Linked DNA regions of Homo sapiens: all the other regions are linked to region 2. Evidence: chromatin contacts called from ENCODE Hi-C or POLR2A ChIA-PET data. All regions are on one chromosome and are shown on one strand. Each heading gives the region's core, a stretch centred on a gene start or an enhancer-like site at or near the end of the contact. The rest is flanking DNA. Distances are from core to core; before and after follow the strand shown.

What was found. Hi-C counts contacts between places; a loop is a spot of excess contacts on that map. ChIA-PET counts read pairs that join two places held with the same protein, here RNA polymerase II (POLR2A). Pooled maps may share reads with other maps.
Region 1: a loop to region 2 is called in a pooled map, with 5 times the contacts of the local background. The contact joins the promoter of RTF1 here to the promoter of RHOV in region 2. A Hi-C loop is called at or near these places in 2 of 50 pooled maps. POLR2A ChIA-PET finds 5 or more read pairs at or near these places in 4 of 52 experiments (AG04450, HEK293, WTC11 and 1 more).
Region 3: a loop to region 2 is called in a pooled map, with 3 times the contacts of the local background. The contact joins the promoter of DISP2 here to the promoter of RHOV in region 2. A Hi-C loop is called at or near these places in 1 of 168 maps with a recorded cell type or tissue (K562) and 1 of 50 pooled maps. POLR2A ChIA-PET finds 5 or more read pairs at or near these places in 2 of 52 experiments (A673 and PC-9).

The regions. Positions count from the first base shown.
Region 1 is chr15:41,414,888-41,418,630 of GRCh38, reverse strand. RTF1 (RTF1 homolog, Paf1/RNA polymerase II complex component) reads right to left here and starts at 1,536. Exons shown (of 18, transcript NM_015138.5): 1 at 1,318-1,536. The coding sequence starts at 1,515. RefSeq lists a silencer at 1,057-1,646 and an enhancer at 1,707-1,806.
Region 2 is chr15:40,871,947-40,875,822 of GRCh38, reverse strand. RHOV (ras homolog family member V) reads left to right here and starts at 1,589. Exons shown (of 3, transcript NM_133639.4): 1 at 1,589-1,891; 2 at 2,081-2,139; 3 at 2,322-3,609. The coding sequence starts at 1,684. The coding sequence ends at 2,765. It overlaps LOC124903475 (a long non-coding RNA gene), which reads right to left and starts at 2,081. Exons shown (of 2, transcript XR_007064600.1): 1 at 1,900-2,081; 2 at 1,235-1,513. RefSeq lists a silencer at 1,535-2,054 and an enhancer at 3,693-3,876.
Region 3 is chr15:40,356,459-40,360,126 of GRCh38, reverse strand. It overlaps DISP2 (dispatched RND transporter family member 2), which reads right to left and starts at 1,908. Exons shown (of 8, transcript NM_033510.3): 1 at 1,687-1,908. The coding sequence starts at 1,805. LOC124903472 (a long non-coding RNA gene) reads left to right here. Exons shown (of 4, transcript XR_007064597.1): 4 at 1-221. RefSeq lists a silencer at 1,728-1,987.

The DNA.
Region 1 (3,743 bases), core at 287-2,786, 540 kb before region 2:
CCATGTTGGTCAGGCTGGTCTCGAACTCCCGACCTCAGATGAGCCTTGGCCTCCCAAAGTGCTGGGACTACAGGCGTGAGCCACCGCGCCCAGCCCCTAATACTTTCAAACTGAGACCTCTGGCTTCATATAAAAGACCCCCAAGAAGCCATTCATAGAAAAACTTTACAATTAGCAAATGCTTGCACTGCCATCAATTTTTACAAACACTTGATCTTTACAATAAACCAATTAGATACACAAGGCTGATGTTACATTTTCATTTTACATTTAAGACCAAAGATATATAGCTAGAAAATAGCATAAGCCCAGCCTAGAATTCAAATTTTCAGACTCCAAGTTCAATACTCTTTCTACTCAAAAGCTACTATCTCTTGCATATTCTTTCTTTACATCATTTGCTCATTAAACAGAAAGGAGACCATCTTTGTATCGCCTGGTATCACTAGAGCACTGCTACAAAGAGCAGATTCCTCCCTACAATGTTTTCTAGAGTATATAAACAGTTCAACCCCAAGACACTGAGGCCAAAAGTTACTTTCAGTGCTTCCTGCAGTCTTCAAGTAAGAAAGAATTCTGGGATGCTGCGTGAAAGGGCCAAGAGGAGGCCTGGGCTATGCACAGTCCCTCCATGTCGCCCTACATAGTTCTCTATTTCTTCCAGTATCTGCCCTCTTTCCTCCACCCAAGAGTGTTTTTTTGGGTCTGACACCTCAACAAGGGCCCTTCTCAAACACAAACGACCCTAGTCGCCAAATAAACTCGTGCCCACAGCTAAGTCATCCTTGGCAAGCATGGCAGAGGCTCCTAGGAACATTTACGAGTGTCCTTCCTCTGTCCACATCCCTTGTCCGAAAAACTTCCATCTTCCAGAGTCCGGATCTTCTTGGCCCTCGCCCCCAACTGCTCGACGCGCACCCTTGCACCTCCTCCAAAACCTCCCAGCCTCCCAGGTTGGCGGGCGATACTTCCTATCTCTCCCAGCCCGGATCTCCTGGACTACAGCCCGCCGCCCCGATCTGGCCCCGGAAGATCGCGGCCCCTTTCGCTACCCCCGAGCCCGAGGCCCAACGGCCCGGTCCCTGCCCCGCCTCCCCGCCCAAGGCGCCAAGTCCTCGGGGCTCCGTCTCCAGGCCCGGGCCGGTCTCCAAGGCCCCGCACACTCCAGGAAGACGGGAAAGGGGCTGTAGTGGTGCCCAGGGCACGGGGCGAGCTGGGCGCTCTGGTAGGAAGGCTCCAGGCCCGGCCGTCTCCGGCTCCCGCGGCCCCGACAGCCCTCTGGCTCCGCCGGCCCGCGCCTCCGCGGCCTGCCCTCACCTGATCCAGGTTCTCGTCGCTGCCGCTGTCCTCTGTGTCCGAGTCGATCACGACGCGGCCTTTCCGCTTCTTTACCATGGTGGTCCCCCGGCTCCCACGCCGGCCGCCGCCCGGACTCCCCTCTTGCCCGCCTGCCAGTGGGACCGCCACTGCCGCCGCCGCCGCCGCTGCTCGACCCACACAAAGGCGACCGCGCATGCGCGCTCCGCTCCGCCCCCCTGGCCCCGCCCCCTGCTCGCCGCACGCCGTTCGCAGGTCGCCGGGTGCCCCGCCCTGCCCCGCCCCCGACGCAGCGTGAGAGGCGGGGCCTTCCCCCGTCGCTGGTTCCCGGCAGAGAGTGGTGGTGGCTTTACCCGCGACTGCCCTGGAGTCCTTGGCTGTATCTCTGCTGCGGAGCCGAAGTTTGGTGGGCTCTCTTCCTATCGGGGGCTGGAGCCGCAAGGATCCAGGTTCTCTCTGAGGGGGCTCACGTGTCTACCTACTTTCAAGCTGTCCAACACTGATGGCGTGTACTTAAGGGGCCGACGGCCTGGAAGACATAAGTCGCCTGGACCACGCGGTGGACACCGGTTGGGGGCTGGAGACTGCCGACCCGGGCTGTGCGAATGACAGCTGAGCTGGGACCTGGAGAATGCATCTGAATTACCCAAAAGGAGAGTAGAGTGTTGCATGCAGAGAACAGCGTAGGCAAAATGGCCCGGCGATAATAAAGTTAGGTTCGGAGAACTGAAGTTAGTTATGGCCAGAGCAGAGATTGTGGGTGGGGATAGGCGACAGACCAGGCTGGAGAAGGACACGGCGACTGCCTCACTCAGATCCTAATAAGTAAGCTGAATTAGGGAGTTTGAACTTGAGTATTGAAAGATTTTAAACTGAAGAACCACATGATTTGATTTGTGTGTGGTTTTGTGTTTTAGTAGAGACGGGGCCTCCCTATATTGCCCAGGCTGGTCTCGAACCCCTGGGCCCAAGGGATCCTCCTGCCTTGGCCTCCCAAAGTGCTGGGATTACAGGCGTGAGCTACCGTGCCCAGCCTGATTTGTGGTGGTGTTTTTTTGTTTGTTTGTTTGTTTGTTCGTTTGTTTTGGAGACGGAGTCGCTCTTGTTGCCCGGCCTGGAGTGCAGTGGCAGCTCACTGCAACTCCGCTTCCCAGGTTCAAGCGATTCTCCTGCCTCAGCCTCCTGAGTAGCTGGGATTACAGGCTCCTGCCACCACGCCCGGCTAATTTTTTTTTTTTTTTTTTTTTTGAGACGGAGTTTCGTTCTTGTCGCCCAGGCTGGAGTGCAATGGCGCGATCTTGGCTCACTGCAACTTCTGCCGCCTGGGTTCAAGCGATTCTCCAGCCTCAACCTCCGGAATAGATGGCATTACAGACGCCCTTCACCACGCCCTGCTAATTTTTGTATTTTCAGTAGAGATGGGGTTTCAGCATGTTGGCCAGGCTGGTCTCAAACTCCTGGCCTCCGGTGATCCGCCCGCCTCAGCCTCCCAAAGTGCTGGGATTATAGGCATGAGCCACTGCACCCAGGCCTGATTTGTGTTTTTCAAAGATTACTCTGACCGCAGTATGGCGAATGGACTAAGGGCAGGGAGATCGCTTGGATTGTTGTTGTCTTCTTGGCAAGAGATGATGGTGTCCTGACCTAAGGACGAAGCTGTGGGAATGGAAAGAAGTGGATGGACTCTGGATAATTTGGAACGTAGAATCCCCAGGATTTGGGATAGGGGTAAGGGAAGGAGTGCTCCCAGATACCTATTGATGTTCAGATTCTAGCTTAGGAAGCTAGTGGCAGGTGAGCCCTTCATCAAAAAAATGAAATACAAGAGGAGAGAAGAAGGTTTTGGGAACTGGTGTGTATAGGAAATAAGTTTTTATACTTAAGTTTGAGGTCAGCTGATAAAAAGGTCAGCTCCAGAAGTTATTTCCTTTAGTGATTAGGAATATAAAGTAGGGGCCGGGCGTGGTGGCTCACACATGTAATCCCAGCACTTTGGGAAGCTGAAGAGGGCCGATCACCTGAGGGCAGGAGTTCAAGACCTGCCTGGCCAACATGGCAAAACCCCATCTCTACTAAAAATACAAAAATTAGGCCGGGCACAGTGGCTCACGCCTGTAATCCCAACTTTGGGAGGCTGAGGCAGGGGGATCACAAGGTCAGGAAATCGAGACCAGCCTGACCAACATGGTAAAACCCTGTCTCTACTAAAAATACAAAAATTAGCCGGGCATAGTGGCGTGTTCCTGTAATCCCAGCTACTTGGGAGGCTGAGGCAGGAGAATCACTTGAACCTGAAGGCGGAGGCTGCAGTGAGACGAAATCGTACCACTGCACTCCAGCCTGGCAACAGACGTGACTCTTTCTCAAAAATAATAATAATAATAATAATAATAATCTGGACCGGGTGCAGTGGCTCTTTCCTGTAA
Region 2 (3,876 bases), core at 340-2,839:
AACCTCGTCTCCACTAAAAATACAAAAATTAGCTGGGATTACAGGTGTGAGCCACCTCGCCCGGCCTTTTTTATTTTTTTATTTTTATTTTTTTTTTGAGATGGCGTCTTGCTGCGTCTCCCAGATTGGAGTACAGTGGCGCAATCTCGGCCCACTCAAGCTCCGCCTCCTGGGTTCACGCCATTCTCCTGCCTCAGCCTCCCGAGTAGCTGGGACTACAGGCGCCCACCACCATGCCCGGCTAATTTTCTGTATTTTTAGTAGAGACGGGGTTTCACCGTGTTAGCCAGGATGGTCTGGATCTCCCGACCTCGTGATGTGATCTGCCCGCCTCAGCCTCCCAAAATGCTGGGATTACAGGTGTGAGCCACTGCGCCCAGCCTATTTTTTATTTATTTATTTATTTATTTTTGAGACAAAGTCTGGCTCTGTTGCCCAGGCTGGAGTGCAATGGCATGATCTCAGCTCACTGCAACCTCCACCTCCCAGGTTCAAGCCATCCTCCCACCTCAGCCTCCGAGTAGCTGGGATTACAGATGCACACCACCATGCTTGGCTACTTTTTTTGGGGGGTTTTTTGTTTTTGTTTTTTAAGAGAGAGTCTTGCTCTGTCACCCAGGCTGGAGTGGAGTGGCCCAATCTTGGCTCACTGCAACCTCCACCTGCCAGGTCCAAGTGATTCTCCTGCCTCAGCCTCCTGAGTAGCTAGGATTACTGGCACCCGCCACCACACCTGGCTAATTTTTTGTATTTTTAATAGAGACGGGGTTTCACCATGTTGGCCAGGCTGGTCTCGAACTCCTGACCTCAGGTGATCCACCCACCTCGGCCTCCCAAAGTGCTGGGATTACAGGCGTGAGCCACGGAGCCCAGCAACAGCAGGCTATTAATAGTTAAATTTTGGGGTAGTCAAAAGTTATATAGGGATTTTCGGCTGACTGCACAGGGTTTCTCGCCCATAATTCCCGCTTTGTTCAGGGGTCAACAGGTTTTTTGTTTGTTTGTTTGTTTTTAGGATCTGTCACACATGCTGAAGTGCAATGGCACTATTATAGCTCACTGTAACCTTGAACTCCTGGGGTCAAGTGATCCTCCTGGCTTAGCCTCCCAGAACGCTGGAATTACAGGCATGAGCCACTGCTCTCAGCCTCAATATTTAAAAAAGTAATTCTTTCATTAATAAAATTATCCCAACTTTTTAATACTCATGCAAACATATGCATAGAGTTGTTTCTTGTAAGTTGAACAAGGTTTAATTTGCACACTTGTTTAACCTGAACATACTGTATTATATGTTCTGCAACTTGCTTCTTCCTCCTAACAATAAATCATGGATGTCTATCTCTTCTTGGTATTCTCATTTGACGATTCTTTGTCCTTGTACCTGCGTGACTCTTGGAGCTCCAGCTTTCTGCCTGCCTTTCCTCCTCCCGGGGTTTTCCTCCTCCTCGCCTGGCCTCGCAGGGTGCCTGGCCGCGGGAGATCTTCGCCGATGGGTGGGGTCCGGGGCCGCCTGAAACATGTAGATGAGATGGGCGGGGCCCTACACAAACCCGCTGGTAGCGCTGGGCCGACTCGCCCAGCCTGGACCCATTCAGTCAGAGGCAGCCAGCGGGACCTGCTTCACCGAGCGCAGCGAAGCCGAGACCCGGGCTGGCCCCTCTGCTGCCCCCGGAGCGGGCCATGCCGCCGCGGGAGCTGAGCGAGGCCGAGCCGCCCCCGCTCCGGGCCCCGACCCCTCCCCCGCGGCGGCGTAGCGCGCCCCCAGAGCTGGGCATCAAGTGCGTGCTGGTGGGCGACGGCGCCGTGGGCAAGAGCAGCCTCATCGTCAGCTACACCTGCAATGGGTACCCCGCGCGCTACCGGCCCACTGCGCTGGACACCTTCTCTGGTACGTACGTTCAATCGCCCGTGCGGCCGCGTGGCTGCGGCGGGGCTGTGCACCGGGGAGCTGGGGCGGGCGTCTCGGCGGGAGGGCGCAGAGGACCCCGGGGAGGAGACTGGAGCAGGCCCCGAGGTGGCGCTGGTGCGGCCCAGGACGCTCTTCCTAACTCAGGCTCTCCCCGCCCCGCCCCTGCAGTGCAAGTCCTGGTGGATGGAGCTCCGGTGCGCATTGAGCTCTGGGACACAGCGGGACAGGTGAGAAGCTGGGCGCGGCCTCTACTGGTCTGCGGGGAGATGGGCTGGAGGCTGGGAGGACCCCATATGGAGCAAATGGAGAAAGCCTTGGGCTCTTGGAGTCTCAGGTTTCCAGCCCCGGGTGAGAAATGGATTCCATGTGTCGGGGGGCTAATCCTTACCACCTGGCCTTCCCACCCCAGGAGGATTTTGACCGACTTCGTTCCCTTTGCTACCCGGATACCGATGTCTTCCTGGCGTGCTTCAGCGTGGTGCAGCCCAGCTCCTTTCAAAACATCACAGAGAAATGGCTGCCCGAGATCCGCACGCACAACCCCCAGGCGCCTGTGCTGCTGGTGGGCACCCAGGCCGACCTGAGGGACGATGTCAACGTACTAATTCAGCTGGACCAGGGGGGCCGGGAGGGCCCCGTGCCCCAACCCCAGGCTCAGGGTCTGGCCGAGAAGATCCGAGCCTGCTGCTACCTTGAGTGCTCAGCCTTGACGCAGAAGAACTTGAAGGAAGTATTTGACTCGGCTATTCTCAGTGCCATTGAGCACAAAGCCCGGCTGGAGAAGAAACTGAATGCCAAAGGTGTGCGCACCCTCTCCCGCTGCCGCTGGAAGAAGTTCTTCTGCTTCGTTTGAGCAGCTATGGCTGCATAGCAAGTAGTAGGCAGGAGGCCAAAGACTTCTGAGACCTGGGGCACCCGGGCCTTTGCGGCAGCTACTGGCAGGGCCTGGCCACCTCATAGGACTCAGTTCCCTTCTGAACACTCGGGGGACATGGGCCTCTAACTGCCCACTCTGATATGCCTGGGTGAGCCTAGGAGGGAAGGCTCTGATTTGGATTTCTCCAGTCAAAGCTCACAGAAAAAAACCTGGCACTTTGATTTTCATGGGATGGTCCTAACAGGGTCAGTCACCTCCGAGCAGTTTGGGAACCCAGTTTCTTGTCCTGGGCCCTCAGGTCAGCCTGGCTGAATTAGGACCCTTCCTTGGCACAGGGGTGAGAAAGAGCTTGGGGAACGCTTGGCATTATGGAGGGCTGGAAGGGGCTCAACCCCGATTTGGAGAGAAGTTTGGGATGGAGTGGGCGAGAGATTGAGAGAGCGAGCAGGAAAAGAGGTCTTGGAGCCTGGGACTGATGGTGGATAAGGCCTGGAAAGAAGATGACGAGGAGGAGGAGAGAGGGAAGTGGGGTGGATGAGGAGCAGGCTGACACCTGGGCTGCCCTCAATCCCCAAGGCCAGGGAGGGCGGGGCTGGCCCCTGGGAAGAACTGGGTCTCTGGGCTCCCTAGGCACTGCCCAAACTGGCTGAGCCAGGAGTGGGGCAGGAAGTGAGAGTCAAGGCCCAGCAAAAGGAGGGGGAGGAGCTGCAAATTAGAACCTGAAGGAGGACCGGGTTGGGGATCATCCCTTTCCTCAAGGTCACACAGCCTAGAAGCTAGAGCAGTGCAGAGTCTGCAAATAAAACCTTAAGTCTGTGAAGGCGTGCGTTGTCTCTGTCATTTCCTGGAGCCCACTCCTCCCTCAGAACCCTCCTCAAGGCCTAACTGCCTGGCTAGAGACAGATTGGGGACCAAAGGACTGAGGCTAGATTGAAAGGTGGGGGCTGGACTGGGGGTGGGGGCAGTGTAATGGGAACTGGACTGTGGGGGTAGGTGTGGAGCTCCCCGCTTGGGGCTCAGCTGGTTCCCAGGAGAGCTAGCGTGGGAAGCGGCCTGGAAACGGGTTTCCCCAGGTGTCAGCGCCAGA
Region 3 (3,668 bases), core at 659-3,158, 520 kb after region 2:
AGAGGCCAGCATCCCAGCAATCAGGGCCTGGCTGACAGGCTCCTAGACACAGAGACCAAACCTGGAAGCCCCATAAGGGGCAAATGTATATCGCATTAACTATACCCCCAAGCCCACAGACACACAGCCAGGTGAACATCAGTGTGATCCCACAGAGTGGCCAGGACAGATGGGGAAGCAGCTCATATCACTAGGAAAATAAAAAGGTAATTTTAAAAACACAAAGTGTGAACTATTTCAAATTCCTCTCTAGCCAGTGTGTGTGCACATGCGCATGTTGTGTGTGTGAGTTATTCACTGTGTATCTATCCCCAGAGTGCTACTCAGGTCAGCAGGAGCATTTTTGTGTTTCTTGAATCACATAAGCAAGTCCCTATGCCCAATTAGTGTCTATGGTCTCTGGAGAAGTCCAGAGAGGGGCCAGAGGCCCCAGGGAGTTTCTGGAAGAGAGCAAGTGGATCCTGTGCCCAGGGGAAATGAGACTGGACATGGCTGATCCTTGGCAAGATATCTGAGACAGCAAATGACTCTCCTGCCCCTTCTAGGGATGCTTCTGGCCCCAGGTCCTCGCTCTGTCCTGTCACTGCCCCATCTTTGATCAGGCCATAGTCCCAGGCAGGTCCCTGGACTGGTGAATACACCCATCCTGTGTCTCACCTTCTTGAAGGCTTTGTGACTTTCAGACTGAAGAGTGGCTAAATCTATCCAGGCTAATGTGTTAACAATAAAGGGAAGAAAGCATTTCTCTCTACTTGTGGGGCTTTCTCCCCCTCTGGGGTACAGAATGTACATTTTAACTGGGGTATTCTGGAGACGATGTGTCCACTTCTGCTATTGCTATCAAGGAATGCCTTTTATTTCAGTCCAGGCAGGAAAGAGGCAGTGTCATGTCAGAGGAGGGATTCTGGGGGCGGCAGAGCCAGGCAGGGCACAGAAATTGCGCCATATTGCTACCTAGCTGGGCTGTTCCCTCACACATATGGTGGAGGAAGGGAGAAGAGAGGTGCTGAGATCTGGGCCCTCAGCAGGAAGGTGTCCCTCCTGTCCCACCAGTATGGGGCTCCTCCAGGGGTGGTACAGGCCAGCAGCCTGAGCACCAAATCCTTCCCATCTTAGCGGCTCCAGCCAGTGTGGCTGCCACATGCAGGGACTGGAACCCACACGTGCACAGCTGGGGGTCATGCAGGGCAGGCAAGCGACTGATGGTGACAAAGACAGTCCCTGACGTGCCTGCCGAATGTCTGCCTTCCCCAGGACACCCGCCTTGGCGAGCCTCCCATCCGCGATTCACGCACACCTTCATGCACACTGGCACGCTGAAACCCGGACTGAGGTTACTGCGGGCTTGGGGCTTCCGGAGAAGACGCAGGGGCAGGGCCTAGAAGGAGGGGCCGGAGGAGCCAGGGAGTCCTGGCCTGAGAGGAGGGGTAGGAGCCGTGGGTGGGGCAGGTTCCCTAAGCGGGGAGGGCGATGGGGGCTGACACTAGGGGGTGTCAGGGAGCGAGGAAATTGACCCGGCAGGATGAGGGCGTGGCGAGGGGGGCCTGGAGCTTGGCGACCCCGGGAAGGGGCTCCGGGAGGGTCTGGGGAATGAATGGGGCAACATATGGCGGCTACTGGGGATACCTGGGGCGGGGAGGGTCTGGGAGGGTCTGTGATACGGATCTGCGGAGCTGTCCGCCCTACCTGTCCGGGGAGCCGCCGTCTGGGGCCAAGGGCTCCCCCTCGGGCCGTTGCTCCCCTTCCGGACCCGGGCCGGGAGCCGGACCGCTGCCGCCGCTGCTGCTGCTGCTGTCACCGTCCATGCCCGTGGGCGGCACCGCTGTCCGGGCGCTGGTGCTGAAGCCGCGGCGGCGGCGGCGGCGGCGGCGGTGGCGGCGGCAGCGGCGGCGGGGTGCTCGTGCGCATGCGTAGGCTCTGAGCGGGCCGGTCGCTGGGCGGGGCGAGGAGGAGCCCAGCCAATGGGCGCGGCGCCGCTGCCGGAGCGGAGCGCTCTGTCTCTAAGATCCCGGGGCTGCGGATGTGAGCGCCCCTCTGCTCCCGCCAGGCCAGAGAGCCGCTGTTAGGAGTCCGGCCGTGCAACCCTTCCTAGCGGCCTCGGCCTTCCCGTAAGGAACCAGAGAGCGCGACACATGCAGAGATCCTCACAAATCAAAACGCAGACCCTTCCAGCCGGATAGAGGGCGAGCTCCACGCCCGCACTTCACCACGCTGGACGCCCCGGGTCGAGGCGGGCGGCTTCAGGCCTGCGAGGTTCCCGGCTCGCTCAGCGCCCTCCTCCCCTCCCCAGTGGGGCGAGGCATCAGGTTGGGTCTTTCTTCCCATCCTTCTGGACTTCGACTTGGACCTGGGTGTGCACCCCTTAGATGCGGAGCCCTGACTCCGTTACTCAAGTGCGCAGTCTGGTGAAGGAGGTGGGGGAAGAAGAGAGGCGCTCAGATCATCCCCAGCTCCTTCTCTTTCTTTTTTAAAATTTAAAAGGTTTATAAAGCAAACAAATCACAGTAAGCTAAGGTTAATTTTTGATTCAGGGGCACATGTGCAGGTTTGTTATAAGGGTATATTGAGTGATCCCAGATCCTTTTTTATAGTCACCGCTGCCCCCCCACCCCACCTCAGCCTGGGAGGTGCCCAATAGCCACTGACTCCAGGGCACTGGGAGGTGCCCAATAGCCACTGACTCCAGTGCCACCTCCCCCACCAGGGAGTAGCTGTGAGTAGAGCACATTTGGGTATGATGGACTGTGGACAGGCCTGGCTAAGGGGTCTAGAACTAGAATAGATATTGGCAGTGTGAGAAGCCTGGGGGGCTGGGAGTGGAGAGGATCCTGGATGTGGGATTTGACTAGGCAGAAAGGGTTTTACAGCAAGCAGGCTGTTCAGGGCCTGGTTACTTGTGCAGGGAGAGGCCTTGGTTGAAGACATGGGGCTGAGGAGAGAGTCAGGAACACTTGGACTATAGGTATCCCTAAAATGTGTGCCAATGCCAGTCCGTGTAAGACACAGGTCATAAGAAATGGGGTGGAAGAATCTAGAGGTGTAGAAGTGTTGGGTCTGCCCTGAATAGCTTATAGTTTGGTTGGAGAGATAAAGGGCCAGCCCATAAATTGCTGCCAATAGGCAAGATATGGTGAGGCCCATGAGGTGGTTGAGAAGGGGACAGTATGCAAAAAGGAAGGACCTCTTTCTTCCTAATAGGCCTTAGAGAAGGCTTCTTGGAGATGGTGGGGCTTCAGCTGGCTTGGAAGAAAGGGTGGGCTTTGAAATGTGGAGGTAGGAGAGAGGGAAGGCCTTCCTGACCTGGGGTGGGGGCATTCTTCCTTACCTGTGCAAACAAAGGTAAGGGGGCTGGAAAGTTCAGTGTATTTTAAGGGAATGGTGAGAAACCATCTGGATTGGAGGGAGGCTTCTGGTCTGTAGAGTGAGGCATGCAAGCTGCAACCTTGGAAGGCCCACCAGATCTGGATGTACAGGATGGCATAGAGGTAATGAGGCCACACTTGAAGTTCCTCGATGGGAGGGCACAGGAGTGAAAAGGAAAGGAGAGGTGACCTTACACAGCCATTTATAGTGAGCACCATGGCATTAAGCTTCTGAGAATGCCAGGATGGTTGCCCCATCTTCACAACTAGGGAGCTTGGAGACAACTGGGTCCTCTGACAGCCAGG